Linked DNA regions of Homo sapiens: regions 1 and 3 are each linked to region 2. A link is a loop called in an ENCODE intact Hi-C map of the cell type or tissue named here. Cell type or tissue: MCF 10A. All regions are shown on one strand.

The links. A loop is a pair of places that touch in the nucleus more often than their neighbours do. Peaks named below come from ENCODE experiments on the same cell type or tissue, not always from the same donor. Only the 100,000 strongest peaks of a DNase experiment are listed, where the experiment ranks them.
Region 1: it touches region 2 in a loop (10-fold over the local background); 3 of 110 quality-filtered maps call a loop at or near these places.
Region 3: it touches region 2 in a loop (2.1-fold over the local background); 5 of 110 quality-filtered maps call a loop at or near these places.

Annotation. Positions count from the first base shown.
Region 1 is chr2:19,647,785-19,652,784 of GRCh38, reverse strand. All of the region lies in intron 2 of LOC124905977, which reads left to right. Among named protein-coding and RNA genes, the nearest start is that of LINC01808, 180 kb to the right of the region's middle. In MCF 10A, no CTCF peak of the experiment used is centred here; DNase peaks (open chromatin) are centred at 2,804 and 3,984.
Region 2 is chr2:19,536,387-19,541,386 of GRCh38, reverse strand. No RefSeq gene overlaps it. Among named protein-coding and RNA genes, the nearest start is that of LINC01808, 70 kb to the right of the region's middle. In MCF 10A, no CTCF peak of the experiment used is centred here; DNase peaks (open chromatin) are centred at 76, 2,546 and 2,826.
Region 3 is chr2:19,367,396-19,372,395 of GRCh38, reverse strand. No RefSeq gene overlaps it. Among named protein-coding and RNA genes, the nearest start is that of OSR1, 11 kb to the right of the region's middle. RefSeq lists a silencer at 2,674-2,968. In MCF 10A, a CTCF peak has its summit at 2,860; a DNase peak (open chromatin) is centred at 2,835.

The sequences.
Region 1 (5,000 bases), 110 kb before region 2:
TATGAATTACTCTTTCTTTCCCCAATAAAGAAAGAGTCTAAAATGCTTTCCCCCAGGGGCAGGTGACATAGACTTGTTCAGACTATGGCAGGGCCTGACATCAGCACCTGTCCTGAGAGCAGATATGCAGTCTCTGGGGTGAGTCCATGAGGGCACAGCAGGATGGAAGGGGAAATGGGGAGAAAGGTCTGCGAGTGGGTCATAGTTGCCAGGCTTGCGTTCTGTCTTCCACCCAGGAAACAGAAGGTATGGATGTTCCTGGGCATCTAACATTCTTTCTTGATCAATCCTTGTCAAGTGGCATTGTTTACGGGGAATGTAGCCTCTCTGCGAGTTAGGGGTGTGTGCGTGTGTGTGCATTTGTGCATATGCGCGCATGCACGCATATGCTTATGAGGAGAGACAGTGGTAGCAAGGTGACAGCAGAGATGAGGCATGACAGGTAGAAAGGGTTCCTAAATCAGAGTAAGAGGACTGTGTTCAAAGCAATGGCTCTGTCATGTCCTGGCAATGTGTACTTGGGCCAGTCACTGTGCTCTCTGAATGTGAGATTTCTTTGCTAGAAAAATGGATAATAATCCCTTCCCTGCTTACCGTCTTCCCAGGGCTGTTAGGATGACAAAGGAGAGGACGTATATGCAACATCATCCCATAGACTATAAATCAATAAACAAAATGGTGTGTGTGTGTTGGAGGGGGTGGGATATTATACACTCATAGGAAATCAGTAACAGCTTTAGAGCTCACCAGGCCCAATCCTCTGATTTTAGATAAGTTCAGAAAAGTTGAGAGGCTTGCTAAGGACATACAACATTAGGCTGATGACATAAGTGGTTAGATACAAAATAAGATGGAACTCATATGTATTTGGAAATTTAAAGAAATATTCAGAAAAATAACTCTATCTACTCTTAAAACAAGACTCCACCACCACCATGGAGCTGCTTTTTAGCTTTGTTTTGTTTTCATCACAGCTGTGGATGTTTCTGTCAACATTATTCCAAACTAATGTTCGGTTTGGATTTCTAACTGCCATAAAATCTCTCAACAAAGACACCACGTTCCTCTTTGTGGATTCCTTGGTTTCTTCCCTGACCACGCTGTTACTCTGTGACCTAGGAAAATGAGCCAGGGCGGGAGAGCAAGGGATTCACCAAGAAATGCTCACATTGGAGAATGATCCTGACCTCTGGATCATAAAGTGTGGATCATTGGCAAATTGCTTAAGATAACACTGTGGCAGGGAAAGTAATGTTCAGTTTAAAAAAAAAACTGGCATCAATTCTCTGAGGGAGAGAATTGTCTTTTGTTCTGCTAAATACTTTGATTACTTTTTGGAGTGTGGAAGGTGAGCTTCCCCCCAGGACATGGCTTAACTGAGCTAGACTGGATATGGCTTCCAATCTTGGCTGTGCATTAGAATCATCTGAGCTTTGAAAAAAATATGCATGCATGTACCCCACCTTTAGAGCCTCTGATGTGATTGGTCTATGCATGGGTATCTAAAAAAAAATTCCCCAGGAGATGTGATTCCCCTAGGCCAGAACCAAACAAGAGGGGCAGGGAGAAGAGTGACAGAAGTGGAGGGGCTGATGCTTGATGGGATACAAGAGAAGGAAAACGAATTCAATCTGGGTGGCAGTGGGTTGGGGCTCTTTGCAAAGAGATGGCAGTGAGGAGTTTTTAACAAGCAAGGGGTGTTAAAAAAGGAGTCACTGGCATTTAATTTTAGGTTGGTTGTTGTGATGCAGTGTAACCCCACCCTATACCTTCAAATTCCCATGGAAAGTCTCTACCTGCCAAGGCTAGTGTCCGTAGTACTGCGGGGAACGTGCAAAAACTAAGGCAGGCTCCAGTGATGGGCCGAGAAATTCCGACACCTGCAGAAGATGAAACTGGAGCAGGGTTAAGAATTCAGGAAGAATGGGAAATTGGAGCTAGAGGGAACTGGGACAAATAGAACCACCCTAAGAATCTTCTGATATATTGCCAGAGATGCTGGGGCTCCTACTGTTGGTGGGCAAAGCATTGAAGGTGATTTTATTTTAGTCTGAATACATAGCCACCAAGAACATGAACACTTACAAAGAGCTGAGACTTAAGCCAAGGAATAAGAAATAATTCACCATCTTCCACTCCATCCACCTTTCACACTCCACATGTGGAATATTTTATAGCTATCACAGCTCATTTGCATTCTTCTTGTTTTGAGCCTTCCAACAGGCCTCAGAGGTGGGTGAGGAGGGAATTTGTCACATTTCATTGGTGAGAAAAGGTAGTCATCAGTAGCTGGAAACTTGTGTACAGCGAGTTACAGCAGTGGTGGAGCTGTGGCTCCTGGCCTGAGCTTAGTGATCGCCCCGCCATTCCAGGCTGACGTTGGTTTTTCTGACCACCTCAGCCCTGGAGGGAGATCTTCTAAGACTCTCTAACAATGTGAGTTCCATATTCAACCATTATTTAATCTCTTCTCGTTCTTCCATTTTTCGTCTCCCCTCTCTTTCTTTTCTCTCCTGTTTCCCTTCTCCATCCCTCCTCCCCACTTCCCCAGTTCCCCATCTCCTCATCCTCCTCGGCCACTGCTTCTTTAGCATTTACAGGCCCGTGCTTTCACTGGATGGATCTCCCCCCAGAGCAGTAGCTTCACATATGAAGTACGTACAAAAATGTTTTCTAGTCCTTCTTCATTATTTGGTCTTCTGTGTTTCTTTATCCCGTTCCAGGATGAGTCAAATGTTCTTACCAGCATGTATTGCAGAATCACCGAGCCTGGAATTGGAAAGCACTTGCCCTCCCTATCTGTAAGGAACTTCCTGGGCTTGCTCACCATCACCACAAATTGTTGATGTAACACTCATTCTCGGCAGATACTGAGTACTAAATATGCTAACTGGTTTCAGCTGACCTTTGCTCTAGATTCAAAAGAAAGGAATGGTGACCCATTTTTCCCACATGGAAGTAAATAGCTGAGTGTATTTTATGCCCAGGTGTTTGCCATATAGCTTGATAGAAAACCATGTCCTGGAAAACTATAAGCCAATCTAACTTATAGAAATAAACGGAGTGAGAATCATTATTTTTTATTGGTACCACTTAATGTAAAGAAAATGCACATTTTCCAAAAATATGGAAAAAACATTGCGTTTGCCTTATTGGGTCCAAATGTTAGGTTTAAATTATTTTACTATGCAAAGTTTCTTTCATATCTTGGCAGTAGTGATTTCCATTTTTATTCCTTTGGTATCCATAATCTTATGAGAATCAAAAACATATGCTTTGAGATCACTGGATAGCTCCTCCTCCAACATGTAAAAAAATGCATGGGGAAGGTTATTGCTCTGGTAGCAAAAATACCAGGAACGCTATGGGAGAAAATTATGAGGACATCTAGGCTGGATGGGAAAGAGGTTCAAAGGTGCATTCTGGTTTTCATGCTTTTGATTTGCAAGTCATTAGACTGGAAGAGCCTCTGCCTCCTGCTGACTGCCACTAGGAATGAAATTTTTTCTTGCCTATTAGGGGATGCTTATTCAATGACTCCAGGTTTGTAGTATGTGAGGAGAATGAGAGGACTGGATTCTCCAGTGCTTCTTGAGATGGGGCACTTGTTGTCTGGAGGACTGGGCTAAAAGTAGATGGACTTCTGGCATTCCTTTGTCTGCAGGAGGAGGGGGCATTTGGCAGAGTAGGAGATGTATCATGGGGGTTTCAATCTCAGGAATTTTAGGCTCACAGAGATCAGGATAAGTCAATAAAAAGATTGAGTGCTTTACGTTCTTGCCTGAAAAAGTAATTATTAGAGAACAAATTTTGAGAACAGTCAGATATTAAGGGAAGGGAAGGTGAGAAGGTATGTGGAGAAGAAGAGAAAGGGCAGATGGAGGCTCAGCATCCCCCAGGGGTAGGATGTCAAGGGTTCGTGTTGGCCTTGCCCATGCACTGGGCTGTAGTCCAGCTGTTATGTCAGCAGGTTACACAGTGCTTCAGGGATCCTCACTCAGCCAGCCTCATTTTGCAATGTTTTAAATCCTTTTACTGGGAAGTGATGATTCAGTGCAATGTCATAGGGATCCCAGTGTAGGGTGGGAGCAAACTGACATGGTGCTACATTTCAGACCCTAGGTGTACCCAGAGAGATAAAAGATATGATTCTAATGCTATCAGTTTGAGTTTTGTCTGCCTCCAGAACAGAATGTACCATCTGTAGAGGTGACTGGACTTAGACTCAGAGCTGGGCAAACTTTAAGGCCTCTATACAACAAGCATGGTGGTCGAACACCTGTAAAGAAGTGGCTTCGGTCGGGCGCGGTGGCTCACGCCTGTAATCCCAGCACTTTGGGAGGCCGAAGCAGGCGGATCACAAGGTCAGGAGATCGACACTGTCCTGGCTAATGTGGTGAAACCCCGTCTCTACTAAAAATATAAAAAATTAGCCGGGCATGGTGGCAGGCACCTGTAATCCCAGCTACTTGGGAGGCTGAGGCAGGACAATCGCTTGAACTCAGGAGGTGGAGGTTGCAGTGAGCTGAGATTGCACCACTGCACTCCAGCCTGGGTGACAGAGCGAGACCAGGTCTCAAAAAAAAAAAAAAGAAGTGGCTTCATAGGCCTCACCTGTTGTTGGGGATGTAACTCGGAGGACTGAGCTGGCTCACAATTTTGCTTATTCCTTGTTCCAGGAGTAGCCCACGAGAGCCCTAAAAGCATTGGATTCAGAGCAAAGGGCTCAACTAGAGTTTTTGGATCCCATTGATTTTAGTGGGTTCATAAACTCTATTTGTGGAATATTATACACAGATCTGTGTATTCCGGAGATACAGAACTTTCATAAAATGCCATACACATTTTTGACTCCAAAAAAAAAAAAAGGCTAAAAATCTCTAAAATGGGGAATTCTCTACTTTTGGTGAAAATGGAGTAGTGATTACTATTAGTTAGAATCTTGTTTTTCTCAGAAGCCAGGGCTGGAGATGTTCCTCCAACTGTGCCTGCTTTTCCCA
Region 2 (5,000 bases):
TGTGAGTGTAGCAATGGGTTTATAACGGCATGAATCATGCCGATTGCTCAATTCACCACATGCCTTAATAAAAGTTTTACTTTAATAAAACTGAACTAAGGCAAATATGCCCAGAGGCTGGCCTGACATTCCTTATACATTACCCTGCCTCAGGAAATTATTGCCATATATTTTACAGCAGCTACAGTAGGCTGGGGGATCAGGATTAAAATGTACTAACTACTGTGATATTTAACAGAACTCCTGTGTTCCCAGTTAACCCTCACAGGTACAAAATGAACAGAGCAATTAGGAGACAACACAGCGCAGGGAACAGAACTGGACTGGGAGGCAGGCAATTATGGATCAGCGCTGGCCCTTTTTACTCCATGTGTGTCCCCTAAGCTCTGTTCATTGGAGGTGGAAATATCTCTTCTGCTTCCCTTCCAGATTTGCTGTGAGCGTCAAATGAGAAAGAGAAAGTGCAGTGCTTGATAAACCACAAATGCTCTGCAAGCATTAAGTTGGCGGTGTCACCCTGAGGGACAGAGTCTGCAAGGCACACAAGCACCAACTCCCAGCCCTGTGAACTCTGTCTATGGCAAGACCAAACTTCCTGGTTAATAACAATGCAAAAATAACAGATATTATTCTATTTACAGATGTTTAGGGGTCAAAAAGTGAAAAAAGCCAATATTCTAGTAGTGTTACATTATTCTTTTATAAACTAAGCATTGTTTTTTGTATTCTCTAGTAAGAGTTGAAAACACCCCTACTGCACCTGCGTTTTGTTAGAAAAACTTCACCTGGGGTGTGAGAATGCAGGCCAAATGCATTGTGGGTGCTGAGGCAGTGAATTATCACCTGCTCATTATTGCTCTGGAAGAAATTATAGTTAGACTGTCTGTATACTATTCAGTGCTGATTGGTGCAATGTATATTAGTTCATAAGACCAAGGAAGCCTCTTTGGATTTGCTAATCAATACCAATCACTTAGGCCTTATTATAGAATATGTAGTAGCATAAAGAGGTGGTATGATCCTGTGCAAAGAGCTTGGGCTTTGGCAAAATTTTGACAGCTTTGGGCCTGCTGCATGATCTTGGGCCAGGTACAAAATCTCTCCGGGCCTTGGTTTTCATATCTGGAAAATGGGGGTTTTGTTGTTGAATTAACAAATGTAAAATGGGCTCATAGTAGACACTTAAAAATGCAGTTCCCTGGACCCACTCTCATGTATTTTGAAGTAATCCATCTGCATCTCTCTGAGTGGCCTGTCCCCCTCACACATAGCTCTTTTCTCTTCCCACACTGGGTCTCATTTCACGTGCACAGCAGCCCACTAGGGAAGGCCCTGCTATGCCCAGCATCCGCCTTAGGTTCAGATGGGCTTCCTCTCTGCTCCTGAAGCATTTTGATCACTTTCAGCTTGTGTTCACCACAATATTTGCCTTTCTCCCCAGTTAGAACCTGGAGGAAAGAAACTGTGTTTTGTTCTTCCCAACTTTGTTCCCTTAAGGTTTAACATTCTGTCAGGCACATAGATGATGGTCAAAATAGTAAGTAAATGACTGAATAAAGAAATGACAAATGAATGAATGATGTACAGCCAGTTCACATTCTCAAAGAGTATGTGCCTTCACAAAAGTGAACTTGATCATAAGTTTTGAAAATGAACTCAGGACATACTAGATCAGCCCAAACTCAATTTACAATTCAAAGTTGCTGCTTCTAAGGTAGGATAACAACAATTACACATGACTAGTATTTATTGAACACTTACTATGTGCTAGGCACTATGCTAATCACTCTGCATATCTCCTGTCGTTAGTCCTTGCAAGCACTCATGACCCATGCATTTTTATTATTCCCACGTTACAGATTAATACACTGAAGCTTAGGGGGGTTAAATAGCCTTCCCAAAGTTGCACAGCTGCCAGTGGCTGAGCTAAGATTTGAACTGTGTCTTTCTGATTCACAGACCTGCGTTCTAGCTCCCTTGTCGCCCTGAGAAAAGACCAGTGAGTCCTGATGGATACCAGTAACATTGACAGCCGCAAAGGAGTTAATGTTTGTATATACGGCTTGTACTGTAGTCTTATAGTGAACAAAACTCACTGTTACATAGTTGCCTATGTGAGTTCCACTTCCCCTGATCCGTGGTCTGAAGCTCTACCACTTTTTTTCTCATTCTCACCCAAGAGGGGCAGCTGAAATGAAACCCACCGTCATCAACCAGGAACTGAACTCTCAAAAGAAATGAAGAATCCAGGGGCAACGGCAGTCTCGCTATTCATTAATGGGTTTATTGAGAACTCTCTTGACATTGAGCTGTAACTACAACATTTAAGAAAATCTCAAATTTGAAAATAAATAAGTTGGCTGACATACAGACATTTTACATATGAATTTAATAAAATCAATTTTTCTTTTTGAAATATTTGGTAATCTCTAAAATATATCAACTGCAACCCAGGAACATTGTATCCCAAGTTGTGATTCATGAAATGAAACGGAAATGTATTATGTAATTCAGTGGGGAGTGTCCAGCACAGAGCTCATTAGGGCTGTTGCTGGTGATGTGGACTGCAGTTTGGAAGCTCTGTGGTTTGGGCACGCTTCTCACAGTCCTTACCTCCCCTTCCTCCGTGGACATTTTAACCAAATATCGTCACCCTTTTAAAAATATCATTCTTGAGCATTTTGCCCACAGATGAGGATAATTCAGGGGAAGACGTAGGAAAAACTCTGAATTGTTTCCTATCTCCTCTTGCTTTACCATTAACCTATCTCGTAATGAGTCAGGCTCAGAACTGACTCATGGCCTTTCTATGTAGTTCCTGGATCCAGACCAGGCCTAGCCCATATATTGCACAGGTGGACACCATGGTGTCATCTGAGGTGAATGCAGCCCAGAGGAGAAAAAGGGACTTCCCCAGAATCATACGGTTCTTTAATGTCAGAGCCAGAACTGACTCTGAAATCTCTGGATTTTTTTTTTTTTTTTTCAGTTCATCGCACAGCCTGAACTTGTAGTAAAAGCATAGTTTTCCCTACATATGGTAATTTCCATGAAAACAAATAAAAAAGTGAGGAAAAAAGCACTGATCTGTAAAATACTTTTCTTTCAATCCTATCTGAGATTTTATGGCACTTCTTTGTTTAAAATTTTTTTTATTGAGATAAAATTTACGTTGCATAAGATTTGCCATTTTAGCTATTTCAGAATTTACGATTCAGTGGATTTTAGAACATTTATAATGGTGTACGGCCATCACCACTACCTAATTCTAGAATTTGTTTTACCCCAAAAGAAACCCTGTACCTGTAAAGTGTTCACTCCTCCTCTCCCTCTCCCCTGAAACCCTGGCAACCATTAATCTACGTTCTGTCTCTATGGATTTACTTATTTTGGATATTTTATATAAATGGAATCATACACTTTGTGGCCTTATGTGTCTGGCTTCTTTCAGTCTGGTCCTTGCTTGGTAGTGGTGAATTCTCTCAGCATTAGTTTGCCTGGAAAAGACTGTATCTTTCCTTCATTTATGAAATTTAGTTTCAGTGGATACAAAATTCTTGGCTGAGAATTGTTTTGTTTAAGGAGGCTAAAAATAGGACCCCACTCCCTTCTAGCTTGTAGGGTTTCTTCTGAGAAATCTGCTGTTAATCTGATAGGTTTTCCTTTATAGGTTACCTGATGCTTTTGCCTCATAGCTCTTCTTTCCTTTGTCTTGACTTTATATAACCCGATGACTATGTGCCTAGTTGATGATCTTTTTGCAATGAATTTCCCACGTGTTCTCTGAGCTTCTTGTACTTGGATATCTATATCTCTAGCAAGGTTGAGGAAGCTCTTCTTGATTATTCTCTCAAAGACATTTTCCAATCTTTTAGATTTCTCTTCTTTCTCGGGAAACCAATTATTCTTAGGTTTGGACGTTTAACATAGTACCAAACTTCTTGGAGGCTTTGTTCAGTTTCTAAAATTCTTTTTTTTCTTTGTTTTTGATGGATTAGGTTAATTCAAAAGCCTTGTCTTTGAGCTCTGAAGTTATTTCTTCTGCTTGTTCAATTCTATTGCTGAGACTTTCCAGTGCATTTTGCATTTCTCTAAGTGTGTCCTTGATTTTTCAGAAGTTGTGACTGTTTTCTATTTATGCTACCTACTTCACTGAAGAATTTTCTTTTCATATCCTGTATCATTATTTTGATTTCTTTAAGTTGGACTTCACCTTTTTCTGGTGCCTCCTTGATTAGCTTAATAATCAACCTTCTGAATTCTTTTTCTGGCAATTCAGAGATTTCATCTTGGTTTGGATCCATTGCTGGTGAGCTGGTATGGGAGTGTTAACGAACCTTGTTTTGTCATATTACCAGAATTGTTTTTCTGGTTCCTTCTTATTTGGGTAGACTGAGGGAAGATCAAAGGGAAGATCTGGGATTCAAGGGCTGTTGTTTAGATTATTTTGTCCCACGGGGTGCTTTAGTGATGTGGTGTTCTCTGCCTTCCCCTAGGAATGGGGTTTCCTGAGATCTGAACTGCAGTGATCGTTTTTGCTCTGTTGGGTCTAGCCACACAGCACAGCTACCGAGCTCTGGGCTGGTCTGGAAAGAGTCCTGTGATGTGACCCATTTTCAGGTCTTGCAGCTGTGGATACCAGCACCTGCTCTTGTGGGGGTAGCAGGGGAGTGAAGTGGACTCTGTGAGGGTTCTTGGTTTTGTTGTTTAGCGCGCTGGCTTTGTATTGGTTTGGCCTCCAGACAGGAGGTGGCAATTTCAAGAGTGTATCAGCTGCAGTCCTATAGGGAGGATGCAAACTTGCCCTAGAGACACCTGGGTTAAGTATTCAGGTTTCTTAGGCAGTGGGCAGGGCCATAGAGCTCCTAAGAGATTATGATCTTTGTCTCTGGCTACCAGAGTGGGTGGAGAAAGACCACCAGGTCGGGGCAGGGATAGGCATGTCTGAGCTCAGCTTCTCCTTGGGTGGGACTTGCTGCATGTGGGAAATGGGGGTGTGG
Region 3 (5,000 bases), 170 kb after region 2:
TGGAGAAATGCAATCTGCAAGGACAGTTGAGGCTCCCACAGGAGCATAGAATTGCCTCTAAGTACAAGGCCTCATGAACATTTTACATCCCCTTGGGAAATCCCTCTAAACCCCTGCCTCACTCGTTTCCTGGTACAAGATCCAATAAATCTGCACACTCAGCTTAAACTTAGTGCCAGGCCTCATAATGGAATGATTACATGTGTTTTGTGTGTCAGAGACCTGACAGAAAGATTATACAGTGTAGTGAAGCAATCTTTGGGGTTTTGGCAGGGAAAGAGAGGAGATAAATATGTGTCCAGGGTAGAAAAATGGCAGCTCGCAGAATTGCTGTCTCAATGTCACTCAATCATTCAGCAAAAATGTATTAAGTTTAGGTCAATAAACATTTATCAAGTTCCTCCGATGTGACAGGTATTGTATTACATGCTGTGAGAACTGAGGTGCACAGGACACATCATTTATCCTTGGTGCTGTGAAGTCCACTAGGAGAGCCAGGCATGTAAAAGATGGTTTTAGTGTAATGCAGCAATGTAATAATAGGGATTCTGACAAGGTACGATGGTGGCACAGAGAAGGGAGACTTAGCTCAGCCTGGAGTGTCAGAGGAAGCTTCTGAAGGATGATTCAGGAAGGATGAGTAGTGTGAAGGGGTAGGAATGCTCTGAACTGAGGAAATAATGTGAACCAAAGTACAGAAGTGGAAATGATCCTGGTATGTTCGTGAACTTGGGGGATACGTAAGGGAACAGGAGGCGGATGGACATAAATGGACTAAAAAAAAGAGGCTTGGAATTATTGGAGTAAAAAGAAAGATTGATGAGTGCTGCAAGGGATTCAAAGAAAAAGCACAAACAGTTCTACAAAGGAACTGAGCAGTTGGTCAAATTAACAAGTTAAAGATGCATTTACAGTTATAATAAATACAAGACCCCCTTGTAAAAGATACCAAGCCCAATAAGAAAGTGGTAAAGTGCCAAAGTGAGTTGGAGAATTACATGAAATAGGCTTATAAGAGGGAGAAGACACTAGCTGGGGAGAGAGTTCCAGGAGGCAATGGTATTTCAGCAGATGGGAGGATAAGGTATAAATAGGTAGAAGAGAAGGAGCATGTCATCCCAGGCAAAGAGAACATCCCGAAGTACCTTTAGGTTTAGTCACTTTAGGATCGCATAGGAAGAAAGACCTTAGTGTAACAAAAAACTTGCAGAATGAAAACTAAGGTCTCTGTATATAAAACATTCTAAGTGGGAGAAATTTCTTCCCTAGAAGGTCAGGTTGGGAAGCAACTATAAAGAGAACAACTCATGGATAATGTGTAGATTTACAAGAAAGACAGGATGGGCAATGCTTTTGTAGCTTCAGTACTCAGCTGTGTTCAAGAAGTTTCCTCTTTTTAAACAATCAATAGGAACACTCTGTTCCTAGGTAGAGAATACAAGTATGGTTCTAAATCAAAGAGAATTTATAGAAATCTGCAGTAAGGAGTCTAATATGTCAGGTGCTTAAAGTTCTTCAACCATGGCCTGTTAAAGGGAACAACTATAACTAAACGACTTTACAATTTATCACAGAAACCAGGACAATTGCGTCTGGGACAAAAACAAGACAAGATCCTAGGAAAGCCAGTGTGAATGAGGATCGTCTAGGAAAACTGGCACTCTTGATCTGTGTATCAGTTGGGGTCCAGTCAGGACAACAGAAACCACACTAGGCATTTCAACAGAGAGAATTTAATATAGAAGATGGGTTAAACTGGTCCAAGAAAGCAAACTGGGAGCACTAGGGAAAGGGTGGGGAAACAAAGGCAAAGATTGTGGGTGTCAGCATCTAGAAGCTCAGAGGACGAACCCTGTAGGACTGGGCTCAGCCCTCTGAGGAGGCAGCACATCCTTGCTGCTTCTGGGTGGCTCAGGAAGTCTATAGGAAGTCCATGGAGTAGAGGTTCAGCTCTCTGAGGACAGTTATTGCCCCACTGGGGAGGGCACCTTCCTAGGGCATGATGAGATTGGTTCTGGGAGTGCTGAAAGAAGTTGAAGATTGGAACCAACTGGCGATGCTAAGTGAAAGTCCATCGCTAGAGGCCAACCCCTGGTTGCTGCTCCCATGCCCCTATTTGCAAAATCTAAGAGAAAGTCATCTGACAGAGGAAAACTTTAGCCTGCAGATCCCAGCCCTGGTGTCACACAGCAGAGCGTAGAAATGTGGACTTGGAACTGAGCAACACTGGCGTAATAATGGGCACAGTTGTTCTTATTGTACTTGCAGCACCAGGCTTGAGAACGGTTCTGATTTTGAGGAGGAAATTCTCCTAAAAGATCCTTCAGCTCAATAAGTGATAAAAATCACAGTCTAGTCTGCAGAAGAAAATAGGATTTATCAGTTATTCCCTTTGTGCCACGAACTTTACAAACGTTAGTTCATTAATCACAATAATCCCATAGAACTTGTGTTCATCCTGTTTTTACAGATGAGGAAACTGAAGTTTCAGGTGGTTAAGCTGTTTGCCCAAAAACAAGTAGCTGGGGAGAGGCATGTTCTAGAGACATGGACTAGAAGCCTGTCTCTTTCCACCACCTCTTGGTCTTTCTAGGGAGGAAGCTGCTTCTTTACAGGGCTGAGGCCCATGATCCTGGATGGAGGGGCAATGGCTGGACCACTCCTGGAGGCCCTGGGCCAAGTGACCTCTGCTGGCCACTGGTTTCTGGAAAGCTCATCCCCAAAAGGTTTTCCATCCTTTGAGTTCACACCTAGCCAGACTCAAAACCTAAAGTGATTTATTCCCACTAAATGCTGGCCTCACACCCATGGGAAGAAGCCAAGACTTTGTTTGAATGAGCTCGCCATCTCTTGGAGAAAGCATCACGCTGCAGCCACCCATAGCTATGTTTTGGAGAGAGTGTGTTTGTGTGTCTGTTCATGTATTCATGTGTCTTATAAATTCAACCTTACTCAGTAGGATGGCATTCTTGGATAATAGACCTTTCAGCCAGAGGGCCAAAATTGCAAAGACAACAGTTATTTTTTGGCTGAATCAAGTTCTTCAGCCTTAGCTGAAGACGAAGGCAAATTGTGCCTGTGTTTTCTGGAAATGCTGATGCTGAGATGGGACCTTATTGAGGAATTCACCAAGGCCCAAGGGAACTGAGAAGATAAATGCTACCAGGCGGCTGCAACTTGAGCAAAATTCAAAAACAATAGAATGTCAACTGAAGATCATAGAGACTGTGGCAAGTATGACAGAAAGCAAGGGCAATGGCTAGGTCCTGAGACCAATGAGGATGTGGATAATGGGTGCTGGCACTACAAACACTGCTTTGAAAGAAGCTTGAAGAAAAGGAGGCAGATTCGGCACTCCCTACCCAGGACCCCAGCTCATCACTGAGGAAGAGGGAAATGCAGCCAGCGGTTTGGCAAACTGCCCTCCCCAAATACCCCTGTTCCAGCCTTCACAGTGGTTTCCTGAGCAGCTCGAGGCGGGCCAGGTATGGGTTTCTTCTGTCATGTCAGTGTTCTCACAGAGAGGGCTTTTGGGTCCTTTTGGAAAGTGACTTGGCTGGAGCCACACTCCTGCCAGTGTGGCAGCTGTTACCACTTATACCAGGAACATCTGGCTTGAAGATTGCAGTAAAAGTGACACTTGTCTACAGAGAAAAAATGTTGAAGTATACATTTTGGACATGAAGAAATAAGTAATGACATTTAATGTTTTCATAAAGCTGCTACACTGAAGAGCAATCATCCAAACCCCAGGCCCAGGCATGGGTGTATCTGTCTATTGCTGTGTGCCTGCAGGTCTATGAAAGGCTTTGTACCTGGAACATCACTGCCTGATGCAAGCTTTGTCCTCCCTCTGAAGACAAGCAACAAAGGGAGGCCCTTGGTAAGACCTCTTCCTTCAAGATCTAAATCACAAAATTGAGGAGCAGGGAGCAAAATGTAAGGAGTACCCACCAGATGACAGGAAAGCCAGCTTTGAGTTGCAATGCTGTTACTGGGTAAATCACATTGCCGGGGTCAAATTTCTCATCTGTAAAATGGGAGTGTCAAAGATGATATGTTTAAGGTTCCTCCACATTTTATATTCTGTGCTTTTTAAAACAGAGGCAATTGCACCATTCCTATGCCAAGCCTGTAGGTTAAACATGATTCTTTCCAGATCCTGCTATTACAATGCACATCCCCCTTGATGTGGTGATACTTGCCACCCCTGACTCAGGGTAAAAGAGAGTGTCAGACAGGGGCAGGCTGGAAGTTTTGGGCTCTTGGAGAGGAAGACAACACCAAAAGGGGCAGATGATACTGCCAAGACCCTGTCCTGATTTCATGCTGCCCTGTAATACTCTTCACAGCTATGTGCTCAGCATGTTGCCTTAACTTAGGCATCTTCTGCATTTGATTTTAAAGAGCAGAGGCTGAAGAGAAGATGAAGCACACTTTCAGTAACTAGCTTCTGTTTGGTTGGTAGAATGTCAACTGGCGATGCTATAATGACCACAGTGAGGCTGGCAGAGATTTGGGTAATCAAATAAGAGTGTATATTTAATAACTTTTTGATTTGCGAGTGATCAATCCTTTGCATAGTTCAATGTCTTTTGAATTAAAACATGTTATCTCTGCCAAAATTACATGTGAACAATGCATTCCTAATGTGCAATTATCATCAATAATATGTATGTTACTGGGTAAATGCATGGCTCACCAAAGAAGATCCTATAAGCCCTTTGTTATTTTCTCTTCTTCTAGGAGGTGCCAGGCTCCTGCTCTGGTGCCAGGAGAGGGGAGTGACCATGTGGAAGGGCCAGCGTGAGGTTGCTGGCCAGCCCAGACTGCTTACTGTCAGGCCAAAGCCGAGGAGGCAGCAGATTTAGGGCTTGTGGTTCTGTAGGGCACCCGCGGTTTGGTGTTGCAATCTTTCTAAACTTTAGTCTACAGGCTTTTGGTATGATTTTGTAGCTTTATCTCTCAGTTCTAGAAGCTGAGATTAAAGCAAAGACACT